Linked DNA regions of Homo sapiens: region 1 is linked to region 2. A link is a contact called in ENCODE Hi-C or POLR2A ChIA-PET data. All regions are on one chromosome and are shown on one strand. The core of a region is the stretch at or near the end of the contact, and the rest is flanking DNA. Distances in the headings are between cores, read along the strand shown.

The links. Hi-C counts contacts between places; a loop is a spot of excess contacts on that map. ChIA-PET counts read pairs that join two places held with the same protein, here RNA polymerase II (POLR2A). Pooled maps may share reads with other maps.
Region 1: a loop to region 2 is called in a map of mammary epithelial cell, with 4 times the contacts of the local background. The contact joins two enhancer-like sites. A Hi-C loop is called at or near these places in 3 of 168 maps with a recorded cell type or tissue (IMR-90, endothelial cell of umbilical vein and mammary epithelial cell) and 3 of 50 pooled maps. POLR2A ChIA-PET finds 5 or more read pairs at or near these places in 4 of 52 experiments (AG04449, AG04450, OCI-LY7 and 1 more).

What each region holds. Positions count from the first base shown.
Region 1 is chr5:98,344,923-98,352,097 of GRCh38, forward strand. No RefSeq gene overlaps it. Among named protein-coding and RNA genes, the nearest start is that of LINC01846, 190 kb to the left of the region's middle. RefSeq lists a silencer at 4,723-5,017. Within about 2 kb of position 4,494, at least 3 of the 41 ENCODE cell types and tissues checked have a DNase peak (open chromatin) inside an H3K27ac peak, as active enhancers do; they include IMR-90 and mammary epithelial cell, where a contact is called at or near this core.
Region 2 is chr5:98,305,296-98,312,431 of GRCh38, forward strand. No RefSeq gene overlaps it. Among named protein-coding and RNA genes, the nearest start is that of LINC01846, 150 kb to the left of the region's middle. Within about 2 kb of position 4,601, at least 9 of the 41 ENCODE cell types and tissues checked have a DNase peak (open chromatin) inside an H3K27ac peak, as active enhancers do; they include IMR-90 and mammary epithelial cell, where a contact is called at or near this core.

The DNA of each region.
Region 1 (7,175 bases), core at 3,244-5,743, 40 kb after region 2:
AAGCAAATGCTGAGAGATTTTGTCACCACCAGGCCTGCCCTAAAAGAGCTCCTGAAGGAAGCGCTAAACATGGAAAGGAACAACCGGTACCAGCCACTGAAAAACCATGCCAAACTGTAAAGACCATCGAGGCTAGGAAGAAACTGCATCAACTAACGAGCAAAATCACCAGCTAACATCATAATGACAGGATCAAATTCACACATAACAATATTAACTTTAACTGTAATGGACTAAATGCTCCAATTAAAAGACACAGACTGGCAAATTGGATAAACAGTCAAGATCCGTCAGTGTGTTGTATTCAGGAAACCCATCTCACGTGCAGAGACACACATAGGCTCAAAATAAAAGGATGGAGGAAGATCTACCAAGCAAATAGAAAACAAAAAAAGGCAGGGGTTGCAATCCTAGTCTCTGATAAAACAGACTTTAAACCAACAAAGATCAAAAGAGACAAAGAAGGCCATTACATAATGGTAAAGGGATCAATTCAACAAGAAGAGCTAACTATCCTAAATATATATGCACCCAATACAGGAGCACCCAGATTCATAAAGCAAGTCCTGAATGACCTACAAAGAGACTTAGACTCCCACACAATAATAATGGGAGCCTTTAACACCCCACTGTCAACATTAGACAGATCAACGAGACAGAAAGTTAAAAAGGATACCCAGGAATTGAACTCAGCTCTGCACCAAGCAAACCTAATAGACATCTACAGAACTCTCCACCCCAAATCAACAGAATATATATTTTTTTCAGCACCACACCACACCTATTCCAAAATTGACCACATACTTGGAAGTAAAGCTCTCCTCAGCAAATGTAAAAGAACAGAAATTATAACAAACTGTCTCTCAGACCACAGTGCAATCAAACTAGAATTCAGGATTAAGAAACTCACTCAAAACCACTCAACTACATGGAAACTGAACAATCTGCTCCTGAATGACTACGGGGTACCTGATGAAATGAAGGCAGAAATAAAGATGGTCTTTGAAACCAACGAGAACAAAGACACAACATACCAGAATCTATGGGACACATTCAAAGCAGTGTGTAGAGGGAAATTTACAGCACTAAATGCCCACAAGAGAAAGCAGGAAAAATCCAAAATTGGCACCCTAACATCACAATTAAAAGAACTAGAAAAGCAAGAGCAAACACATTCAAAAGCTAGCAGAAGGCAAGAAATAACTAAAATCAGAGCAGAACTGAAGGAAACAGAGACACAAAAAACCCTTCAAAAAATTAATGAATCCAGGAGCTGCTTTTTGAAAGGATCAACAAAATGGATAGACTGCTAGCAAGACTAATAAAGAAGAAAAGAGAGAAAAATCAAATAGACGCAATAAAAAATGATAAAGGGGATATCACCACCGATCCCACAGAAATACAAACTACCATCAGAGAATACTACAAACACCTCTACGCAAATAAACTAGAAAATCTAGAAGAAATGGATAAATTTCTCGACACATACACCCTCCCAAGACTAAACCAAGAAGAAGTTGAATCTCTGAATAGACCAATAACAGGCTCTGAAATTGTGGCAATAATCAACAGCTTACCAACCAAAAAGAGTCCAGGACCAGATGGATTCACAGCCGAATTCTACCAGAGGTACAAGGAGGAACTGGTACCATTCCTTCTGAAACTATCCCAATCAATAGAAAAAGAGGGAATCCTCCCTAACTCATTTTATGAGGCCAGCATCATCCTGATACCAAAGCCGGGCAGAGATACAACCAAAAAAGAGAGTTTTAGACCAATATCCTTGATGAACATTGATGCAAAAATCCTCAATAAAATACTGGCAAAACGAATCCAGCAGCACATCAAAAAGCTTATCCACCATGATCAAGTGGGTTTCATCCCTGGGATGCAAGGCTGGTTCAACATATGCAAATCAATAAATGTAATCCAGCATATAAACAGAACCAAAGACAAAAACCACATGATTATCTCAATAGATGCAGGAAAGGCCTTTGACAAAATTCAACAACCCTTCATGCTAAAAACTCTCAATAAATTAGGTATTGATGGGACGTATCTCAAAATAATAAGAGCTATCTATGACAAACCCACAGCCAATATCATACTGAATGGGCAAAAACTGGAAGCATTCCCTTGGAAAACTGACACAAGACAGGGATGCCCTCTCTCACCACTCCTATTCAACATAGTGTTGGAAGTTCTGGCCAGGGCAATTAGGCAGGAGAAGGAAATAAAGGGTATTCAATTAGGAAAAGAGGAAGTCAAATTGTCCCTGTTGGCAGATGACATGATTGTACATCTAGAAAACCCCATTGTCTCAGCCCAAATCTCCTTAAGCTGATAAGCAACTTCAGCAAAGTCTCAGGATACAAAATCAATGTACAAAAATCACAAGTATTCTTATACACCAATAACAGACAAACAGAGAGCCAAATCAGGAGTGAACTCCCATTCACAATTGCTTCAAAGAGAATAAAATACCTAGGAATCCAACTTACAAGGGACATGAAGGATCTCTTCAAGGAGAACTACAAACCACTGCTCAATGAAATAAAAGAGGATACAAAGAAATGGAAGAACATTCCATGCTCATGGGTAGGAAGAGTCAATATCATGAAAATGGCCATACTGCCCAAGGGAATTTATAGATTCAATGCCATCCCCATCAAGATACCAATGACTTTCTTCACAGAACTGGAAAAAACTACTTTAAAGTTCATATGGAACCAAAAAGCAGCCCGCATCACCAAGTCAATCCTAAGCCAAAAGAACAAAGCTGGAGGCATCACACTACCTGACTTCAAACTATACTACAAGGCTACAGTAAGCAAAACAGCATGATACTGGTAACAAAACAGAGATATAGATCAATGGAACAGAACAGAGCACCCAGAAATAACACCACATATCTACAACTATCTGATCTTTGACAAACCTGAGAAAAACAAACAATGGGGAAAGGATTCCCTATTTAATAAATGGTGCTGGGAAAACTGGCTAGCCATATGTAGAAAGCTGAAACTGGATCCCTTCCTTACACCTTATACAAAAATTAATTCAAGAAGGATTAAAGACTTACATGTTAGACCTAAAACCACAAAAACCCTAGAAGAAAACCTAGGCATTACCATTCAGAACATAGGCATGGGTAAGGACTTCATGTCTAAAACACCAAAAGCAATGGCAACAAAAGCCAAAATTGACAAATGGGATCTAATTAAATTAAAGAGCCTCTGCACAGCAAAAGAAACTACCATCAGAGTGAACAGGCAACCTACAAAATGGGAGAAAATTTTCGCAACCTACTCATCTGACAAAGGGCTAATATCCAGAATCTACGATGAACTCAAACAAATTTATAAGGGAAAAAGCAAACAACCCCATCAAAAAATGGGCAAAGGACATGAACAGACACTTCTCAAAAGAAGACATTTATGCAGCCAAAAAACACATGAAAAAATGCTCACCATCACCGGCCATCAGAGAAATGCAAATTAAAACCACAATGAGATATCATCTCACACCAGTTAGAATGGCGATCATTCAAAAGTCAGGAAACAACAGGTGCTGGAGAGGATGTGGAGAAATAGGAACACTTTTACACTGTTGGTGGGACTGTAAACTAGTTCAACCATTGTGGAAGTCAGTGTGGCGATTTCTCAGAGATCTAGAACTAGAAATACCATTTGACCCAGCCATCCCATTACTGGGTATATACCCAAAAGACTATAAATCATGCTGCTATAAGGACTCATGCACACGTATGTTTATTGCGGCACTATTCACAATAGGAAAGACTTGGAACCAACCCAAATGTCCAACAATGATAGGCTAGATTAAGAAAATGTGGCACATATACACCATGGAATACTATGCAGCCATAAAAAATGATGAGTTCATGTCCTTTGTAGGGACATGGATGAAATTGGAAATCATCATTCTCAGTAAACTATCGCAGGAACAAAAAACCAAACACCACATGTTCTCACTCATAGGTGGGAATTGAACAATGAGAACACATGGACACAGGAAGGGGAACATCACACACCGGGGACTGTTGTGGGGTAGGGTGAAGGGGGTGGGATAGCATTAGGAGATATACCTAATGCTAAATGACGAGTTAATGGGTGCAGCACACCAGCATGGCACATGTATACATATGTAACTAACCTGCACATTGTGCACATGTACCCTAAAACTTAAAGTGTAATAATAATAAAATAAAAAATTTTTTAAAATATATCAGACAAAAAAAAAAAAAGATCACTTGAGCCCAGGAGTTCAAGACTGTGGTGCCCTATAGTCATAATTCCAATTCGAAAATGGTGGCATAGAAACAAGCTGGCTTCGCTCCCTTTTACAGAAAACCAAAAACAAATATATAGCACCAAGATGATCACCAGCAATATCCTAGAACACAAATATGAGGATGAATCAGTTCCTGGAGCCAAAGAGAAGTAAAAAAAACTCCAGCAGACGGTAAGAGAGCCATATATTCATGACAATGACACCCCTCCCTGGAATCTGCCCTGCCCCAAGTATGTGGAAAATGTTGATTGACTCTCAGTTTCCACACTGGAGAAAGTGAGACTGAGGTTGACAGTCAGCTTCTCTACTTTCTTATGTTCCCTGACAGGAGACCTGTCCCTACCTCAAACTGTGGGAAGCATGGTGAGTGCCTAAAAGGAGAAACATCTCTGAGGACAGCCAAAGACAAAGTAGAGAGGCAGGACTAACATCCTGAATGCTAGAAACTGCTCTGTAATTCAGCCAAATGACATGCCAAATCGGAGTGGCTGCTTAGCAGTACCATGCTGTAGGAGGTACATTCCACGGGGCCCCTGAGCACAAATTACAGCCAGCCGTTCCACACTGCCAGGATATCCCCTTTGGGACCTCCCCTATTTCTGATGATCAGTCTCTGATAATTTGCTAGAGCAAAGGCAAACATGGGCTTAAAGTGCCATCTAGTGCTGAAAAGGAGGCACTGACCTAGCGGAAAAAAGTATAAGAAATTCAACAGGTAAATTATGAAGAATCTCTAAGTAAACATAGCCAATAAAAACCAAAACAAGCCAGGCAGAGAAAACTGGAATGAATAACTGTTAAATGCAAAGACATAGATGTACATTCACACACACACACACAAAAAAAAAACAGCGAAAAGGAAACCATGACCTCTCCAAACAGACAAAGCAAGGAACCAGTGACTGACCCTAACAAGACTGTTACATGAGCTCTCTGTCCAATAATTCAAAATAGGAGTTTGAAAGAAACTTAGTGCTCTCCAAGATAACACATAAAAGCAATTTATAAATTTATCAGATAAATTTTACAAGGAGATTGAAATAATAACAAAAGATCAAACAAAAATCTTGGAACTGAGAAACACATTTGCTGAATTCAAAAATTCATTGAAGGCTCTTTACAGCAGAATGTACCAAGCAGAGGAAAGAATCAGTGCTCCCAAAGACAGGCTGTTTAGAAGTACACAGTCACAGGAGAAATAACAAAAAAATAAAGTCAAAAGGAATAAAGACTACCTATAAGATATAGAAAATTACCTCAAAAGACAAAATCTAAGAATTACTAGTATTCAAAAGGCAGCTGAGCAAAAGAACAAGGTAGAACACTTACTCAAAAAATAATAACAGAAAAGTTTCCAAAACTTGAGAAAGAAATAAAAGTTCACGTATAGGAAGGACAGAGAACATCAAATAGGACTACGCCAAGACATATAATAATTAAACTCTCGAAGGCCAAAGACAATGAGAGGATCCTAAAAAGCAGCAGGAGAAAAAAAGCAAACAACATGTAAAGAAATGCCAATCATCTGATGACAGACTTCTCAGTGGAAACCACACAGGCCAGGAGGGAGCAGAATATTTTCAAAGTGTTGAAAAGAAAACAAAAAACAAAAAACAAAAAACAAAACCTGCCATTCAAAAACACTTTATCCAGCAAAGCTATCATTCAAATAAGGAGTCACAAAGTCTTTCCTAGGCAAACAAAAGCTAAGAGAATTCATCACCACCAGACTTACCTCACAAAAAATGGTAAAGGGAACTCTTCAATCTGAACAAAAAAAAAATACTAATGCGAAAAAAGAAAATATTTAAAGGTACAAAATCCACTGGTAAAATTAAGTACAAAATCATCCCCAGAATACTCCAATTCTGTAATTTTAGTGTGCAATCCACCCATAACTCTAGCATGAAGCCTAAAAGATAAATACATATAAAATAATATTAGCTCCAGAAACTTAAGAGATAGGCAATAAAAAATGTAAATTGAGACAACCAAAATCAAAATGTGGGATGATAGAGTCAAAATATAAAGATTGTTTTTAGTTTTTTATTTGTTTGCTTGTTTTTACTCTTTTTTGTGTTATCTAATACAAGTTGTCATCTCTTTAAAATAATTTGTTATATCTATAAGATATTTCACATAAGCTTCATGGTAACCACAATGCAAAAACCTATAATAGATACATTAAAAGTAAAAATCAACAAATTAAAACATACTACAAGTAAAAAAATCAATTAACAACAAAAGATGACAGGAAGAAAGAGAGAGAGGAGCTACAACACAACCAGAAAACAAGCAATGAAATGGCAGTAGTAAGGCCTTACTTATCAATAATAATGCTGAATGTAAATGGACTCAATTTTCCAATTAAAAATATAGAGTGACTAAATGAATAAAAAAGCAAGATCCAACTAAATTCTGCCTATAGGAAACCTCACCTATAAAATCACACCTAGATTGAAAGTGTAGGAAAAAAAAGATATTTCATGTGAATGGAAACCAAAAAGAGCAGCAGTTGCTATACTTACATGAGATAAAATAGATGACCAGAAAAGACTGTAAAAAGAGACAAAGAAGGTCTTATAAAGATAAAAGAGTCAATACAGAATGGAAGATAACAATTGTAAATATCTATGCACTCAACAGCAGAGTACCCAAGTATATAAAGCAAACATTAATATATCTAAAGGGATAGATAGACTGCAATATAATAATATACTAGTAGGAAACTTTAACACCCCTACTCTTAGTAATGAACAGATCATCTAGAAAGAAAATCCAAAAAACCATTGACATTAAACTATACTAAAATAAAAAGGCCTAACTGACATTTACAGAACAGTTGATCCAACTGCTGATGAATA
Region 2 (7,136 bases), core at 3,351-5,850:
CACACCATGAAATAATATTCAGCCTCAAAAAAAAAACAGAATAATGTATTAATGTATTTTGCAATAACTTGGATGGAACTATAAGCCATTATCCTAAGTGAAGTAACTCCGGAATGAAAAGCAAAAAATCGTGTGTTCTCACTTATAACGGGGAGCTAAGCTATGGATTGTGTAAAGGCATGGAGAGTAGTACAGTGGACATTGAAGACTCAGAAGTGGGAAGGGTGGGAGGGAAGTGAGGAATGACAAATTACCTGTCAAGTACAATGTATACTACTCAAGTGATGAGTACATTAAAAGCCCAGGCTTCACCAGTATACAATTCATCCATGTAATCAAAAACCACTTGTACCCCTAAAACTATTGAAACATTTTTTTAAATCAGTAAAACACCTGAATAGACATCTGTCAGAAAAGACCTACAATGGCCAATAGGTATATGACCAAATTCTCAACATCAGTAATCACCAGGGAAATGCAAATCAAAACCACAATAAGATATCACCTCATTTAAATTAGAATGGCTATTACCAAAAACACAAAACATAACAGGTGTTGGTGAGGACTTGGAGAAAAGGGAACCCTTATACACTGTCAGTTGGAATGTATATTACTACAGCCATTATGGAAAATGGTATGGAGGTTCCTCATAAAATTAAAAATAGAACTATGATATGATACAGCAATCCCACTACTGGGTATATATCAAAAGGACATGAAATTTGTATATTAAAGTGATAGCTGAACTCCCAAGTTGCAGCAGTATTCATAATAGCCAAATATAGAATCAATCTAAATGGCCATCAATGGATGAATAGACAAAGAAAATGTGGTGTATATATATACAATGGAATACTATTCAACCATAAAAAGAAAATTCTGTCATTTGTAGTAACATGGATAACCTGGGGGACATCAGATTATGTAAAATAAGCCCTGCACATCTCACTTATATTTGGAATCTTAAAAAGTCAATCTCATAGATGTAGACAGTAAAATGATGGTTACCAGAATCTAGGATGGTTATGCAACAGGGGGATGGAAGGGGTGTTGGTCAAAAGATTTGTAATTATAGTTAGAAGAAATAAACTCAAGAGACCCATTATAGAGCAAGGTGACTATAGGTGATAACAATATATTGTCTTTTTGAAAAATACAAAGAGAATGGTAGTTAAGTGGTCTTAACACAAAAATGATACCTATATAAGGTAGTGAATTTGTTACTTCAGTATATTTAACCACTCCATAATGTATATACACTTCCAAACATCACGTTGTACACAGTAAATACATACAGTATTATCTGTCAATTTAAAAAAAATTAAGTTAAAATCATTTAAAAATCTAAAAAAAGAAAGTGTGGTATGTATACCACATTTGTGGGTGCATGTGTGCGTGTGTGCATGTGTGCGTGTGTGCATGTGTGTGTAGAATCAATCTAAGTAGTCATCAATGGATGAATAGACAAAGAAAATGCGGTATATATACACAATGGATAATGGACATACACACACAAAATGGACTATCATTTAGCCTTTAAAAAGAAGGTAATTCCTTAATATATGACAAAATGAGTGACCCTTGGGGATATTGTACTAAGTGAAATAAACCAGTTACAGATGGACGAATACTGCATTATTCCATTTACTTTAGGTACATAGATAGAATAGTCAAATACATAGAAGCAGAGAGTAGAACAGTGGTTACCAGGGGTTGAAAAAAATGGGAAATAGGGAGTTGTTCGATGGGTATAATGTTTCAGTTATGTAAGATGAATTAGTTCTAGAGATCTGCTGCACATCATAGTGCCTATAGTCAACAATACAAAATGCTGTACACTTAAAAAATTTCTTACGAGACTAGGTCTCATGTTAAGTGTTCTTACCATGATAAAGTATTTTTAAATATAAATATGAAATGTCTTTGCAAATATTAGAATTGTGCTGTCTTAGCACTTGGTACATGTGCCTGTGGGGGATGAAAATAGTGATGCTGTCCACACTTCTAACATCATTATGCCTAGATATTATACTAATTACAGTAGCAATGGCAACTAAGTTTCTGTCCCCTGACTTGGGGAACTCCCACTAGATTGTAATTTTAGGATAGCTATTTTTTCCGAAATATTCCAGAATCAGTGCAGAAATGGTGATATCATTTGAATGTATCCCCTAGAATTCATGTGTTGAAAGCTTAATCCCCAGTGCATCAGTGTTGGGAGCTGGGGCCTCATGGGTGGTGTTTAGGTCATGGGGGCAGAGGTCTCATGTATAGATTAATGCCATAATAAAAATGACTCTTGGGAATGGGTTTGTTCTCTTTCTCTCTTTGCCCTTCCAACTTTTGCTCTGTGAAGACACAGCAAGAATGCCCCTACAAAATGCCAGCACCTTGATCTTTGAATTTCCAGCCTCCAGAATTGTAAGCCAATAAATTTCTGTTTACTATAAGTTATTCAGCCTCAGGTATTCTGTTATAGCAGCTCAAGACAGACCTACAGGAAAACATGAAGCCCAATGTACTATATTAGGCCAATGCACAGTAGTTCCCCCATATTCATTGTTTTGCCTTCCACAATTTCAGTTACCCTGAGTAGCCTGAAGAAATCACTCACTGCCCCACTCTGTCCCCCACAGAACGTGAATCATTCCTCTATTCAGTGTATCCACATTGTATATGCTACTTGCCCATTAGTCACTTAGTAACCATCTCAGTTATCAGATCAAAACCAAACATAATATATATAGGGTTTGCCACCATCTGTGGTTTAAAATATCCACTGGAGGCCTTAGAACGTATTCCCTGAAGACAAGGTAGACTACTGGACTCTATGACAGTCATATTCAAAAAAGCTAACACATACTTTGAGGGACACTCAGATTTGTTTCAGTCATAACAAATGTGCTCTTAATTATCCTGTATACCTTCAATGAAATTAGTTTAAAACAAATCCTACTCAAAAACAACCTCAGATTCAGTGTTGGCACAGACTTTAGAGATTAGTCTCAATTTCACTAATTCTCTTTAAATCAGAGTTTCTCATCTGTGTCACTATTAACATTTTGAGCTAGATGAGCCTATGTTTGGGGCACTGTCTTGTGCAATGTGGAATGTTTCGTAATATCCCTGGCCTCTACCTACCAGATGCCAATAGCACTCTCTATCAGTGTGACAACCAAAAATGTCTCAGACACTTCAGAATTTCCCTGGGGGGACAAAATCACCTGAGCTAGAACTACTACTCAACCTTTCCCAGGCATTTTCCTCCAGAATCTGATTGAATATATATATAGTGATAGAAAAATTTCTATTAATGAGGGTACCAATTAAACATTTATAACTTTAATCAGCACTCAAATAAATGTGATTGATATGTCTTTTAGATCACTGCCTTTATTTATTCAACACCCTCTACCACCACCTAAAAAACCACTCATCTTTCAAGACTCAGATCAAAGGTAAGAGCTTCACAGAGCCTTTCCTGACCTCACCTCAAATGTAAAAGTGACTCCTCTCCTGAGTGTTTCCCCTGAACCCCTTCCCCCTCCTTTTTCCTACCTTTCACTAAAAAAAAAAAAAAATAAAAATAAATAACTCCTGTATGTGCTGGGCACTGTTCTGAGTTCTGGAGTTAAAGCACTAAGCAAAGCAAACCAAAAAAAAAAAAAAAAAACATGAAACTCTCCCTCATTGAGTTTGTATTCTGTAATGAAGGTGGAGAATGACAATTATTTTTAAAAATTATATGAAAAAAATTAAATAGAAAGTGGGAGGATTAAAATGTTATAAAGATTCATGAAGGCCTCACTGAACAGGTGCTGTTTGAGATAAGACAGGAAAGTGATAAAGGATGAGTCACATGGTGATCGGATGGAAAATCATGTCGGACAGAAGGAATGGCAGCTATAATTGGAATGCTTCACTGTGCTTCATTCTTTATATGTCCTTCTCACTTATTAACACATAAAGAGAAATAAAGCTGTTTGTTTTGGTTATTCATACAATGCTCAGCATATACTCGGTACTTAATATATTTTTTTCCGTAAATGAAAACATGTTTTAAATACCTACCGCAAATATAAGTATCCTAACTGGAAAGGTTAGTGAGGTTTACTCAATTCACACTTCTTTAATTTGGGACTGTATGAAAATGTCTAAACATATGTTATGGAATTCTCTATTGATCTATCTATCCATCTATCATCCACCTCCATATCTATTTAACTAAAGCAAATGTCCATATAACAAACCAAAATGACTTACAGTAGGATTCTGGTATTAATTTCAAGGTTTTTTTTATACTTTGCTTTTTCCACTATAACTGATGAGAACTCTTAGTCAGATGCTAACAAGTCTGGTCTTTTCCTTTCTCTTGGCGCAGTTTCTATCCCTTCTAAGTTGTTCAGTTCTGCTAAGAAACTGGATCTTGCCAATTAAAAGACAGGCTGGCCGAGTATAGATTGTTTCTTCCTTTTATCAATGGATTGGTAACTTTTGTGAAAAATCCCCAACCTCTTCCTCTCTGACGACACAGAGTTTACTCTGCAAATGAGCAATCTTTCTGAGATGATTCACTCTTCCGTGTTCTCAGCACAAAATAACGCTTTCTCCCGGAGACTGGCTTTCCTTTCACTCTGCAAAAGCCTGTGAGAGACACTCTCTCTCCCTCTGCTTGCAGTGCTCTGTCTTGTGTGTCACTGTTTTCCATTGACCTGTCCCATAGCAATGAGAGTGCTGTGGTTTCCTGTGCCTCTGGTCAGAGAGAGGAAGTGCCTGGTTGATGACTGAGACAGAGGGAGTAATTCCAGTATTCATCCCGTGCAACACAATAGCCATCCTCCCAGCTGCAGCCACCCAGGGGTTTGTATTCCCAGCCACTTAGGATCCCAGCAGGAAAGTGATGCCACATTCAGCTTGGCATAATTTGTAATGACTTTAACGAAGAAAATATTTGCAAAAATGTGGTCAGAGAATAAGGAATTCACAAAGAGGAGTGTAGTACAACAGGGCTAAGAACATGGCACTGGGTAGGCCTGAGGAAGCAAGGAGGGTGGGCAGTCACTGTAAACTGACAGGAGCTACAGGCTTGAGTCACACAGTCTGCCTGCAATAATGACTTGCAGAAAAGAAGCAAAGGAATATACACTCCAACCTCACTCTTCATCCTTCCCTTTTTTCTTCCCCTCCTCTGAGTTCAAGGGACCCTATTGATGTAATCCATAAAGACTGGCTCCTGCAGCCTCGCAGTACAAAGGATGGAGTCTGAGTAGCAAGTGGCAGATGCCCAGCACATATCATCATGGTATTTCACTCCCATTATCCTTTGGTTGACATTCACATATTAGAGATGTGAGAGATTTTCCCAATCCAAAATACTCATAGGATTGTGATATTATAAGATATTGAAGTTAGCTAGGACATTAGTAATCATTTAATCAGAAAAATTCTCAAGCATATGAAGATTGTAAATGCTTGCCCCCCAGTGTACAATGCCAGATCTGGGACAAGAAACCAGATCTCGTAACTTGGAGCCCACTATGAAATGCTGTCATTTTAGAGGCAAGTAGAGATCTAAAACAGCAAATGCGATTTAGGCCTTCTTGCAATATATGATATGTGTTTGTGTTTCCCTCCTTATATATACATATACATGTAACAATACAGAGGTAAATATATAAATATCAATATTTATCAAAGCTAGAACGATGGGAAAGCAAACTTGACATATCAAAAAGTGCCTCAGAAATGAACAGGCAGAATTTCAAGTTTAGTCCGGTTTCTTCTAATTGACCATAGGCATTGCACTTGATAAATTCATACAAGGGATTTCAAAATAAAGTTATTTTATTTTGCTCAGTTGAATATCTTTATGCTTCAAATTCAATGCATGCTTCTAATAAGTCCCTCTCCATTACATTTAAAGCATTATTATCATATTCTTATTTCTGTCCCATTCTCAGAAAGATTTGATTTGAACGTAATGTGCATACAATCTTTAGAAGTCTGACTTGTTTTCAGAATTACAATAAGGTCTTACTTATTTGCTACTATTGGAGAACAAATATTACCATGTAAATATATTTTTAGATAACTTAAAAATATACTTTACATGATAGAACCTCTTCTCAGTAACACACAGTTTTTATAAATATCAGTTATTATACTAAACTGCATCTTATTCTCCTCAGAGTAGGAGGGTGAAGGCCTATTTGCCTCTACAGAAAATAATCTCAGGGTATAGTTTTTTATTTAATTCTTACATCAATTTTCTGAAGATTTCTGGCACCTTTAATCACTGCCAGTCTATGAACCGTCAAGCCTTGTCAGGATACCTGTTTCTTATGTCACCTTCTTTGCAAATTAATTTTACCCAATCCAATCATGCATTTATTCAGTCAATACTGTTTAGTGAATATCTTCTAGGTAAACTTCAAAGAAATTGAGTCAATATAAGTGAGCTTTCTAACAAAATCGCCCAAAGATAAACTACCTAAAAATGTTGTAAATTTCTCATCATTGAGTGTGTTTAAATATATGTTGGATGACCGTAAAAAAAGGATGCCAGAGCAGAGATTGTAGTATCACAAAGGTGTGGTATCAGAAAGTCAAATTTGTGGTACTTTACACATATGAAATGCTCTAATTCTAACTAGCAGTTGCCACCAGATCCACTCTCTCTTACTGCTGTAGCCTTAGCTCACTTTAATTGAAGTTAGCAATGCCTGAAACAGAACCTTGAAATTACTTATTTCTTAGTTTTCAGCCATTTCAAGGAAGAATGATTCACAGGTAAACCTTGTGTTCAGAAGTGAATGATAATTTGTGTCATTTCTTAAATAAATATTTTAAATTCATTTACTCTGCTAATAGTTTTTACTTACTCAATATTCAATACTGTGAAAAAGAATCAAGAGCAATAATGTATTTCTGTTTGACTCAAATATTTTTAAACTCTCTAACTGAGCGCCCAATTAGCCTAGTGACAGCCGAACTCCTCCATAACGCTTTGGCTATGAGAATGTCTTTAACTTCCGATTTCTTTGCTTGTGGAAAGATGCAACTTCTTCTCCCAAAAAATTCCTTATTCAGTAACTTGCTAAACTTACTATCACTAAGAGTGAGAATAAGACATCATG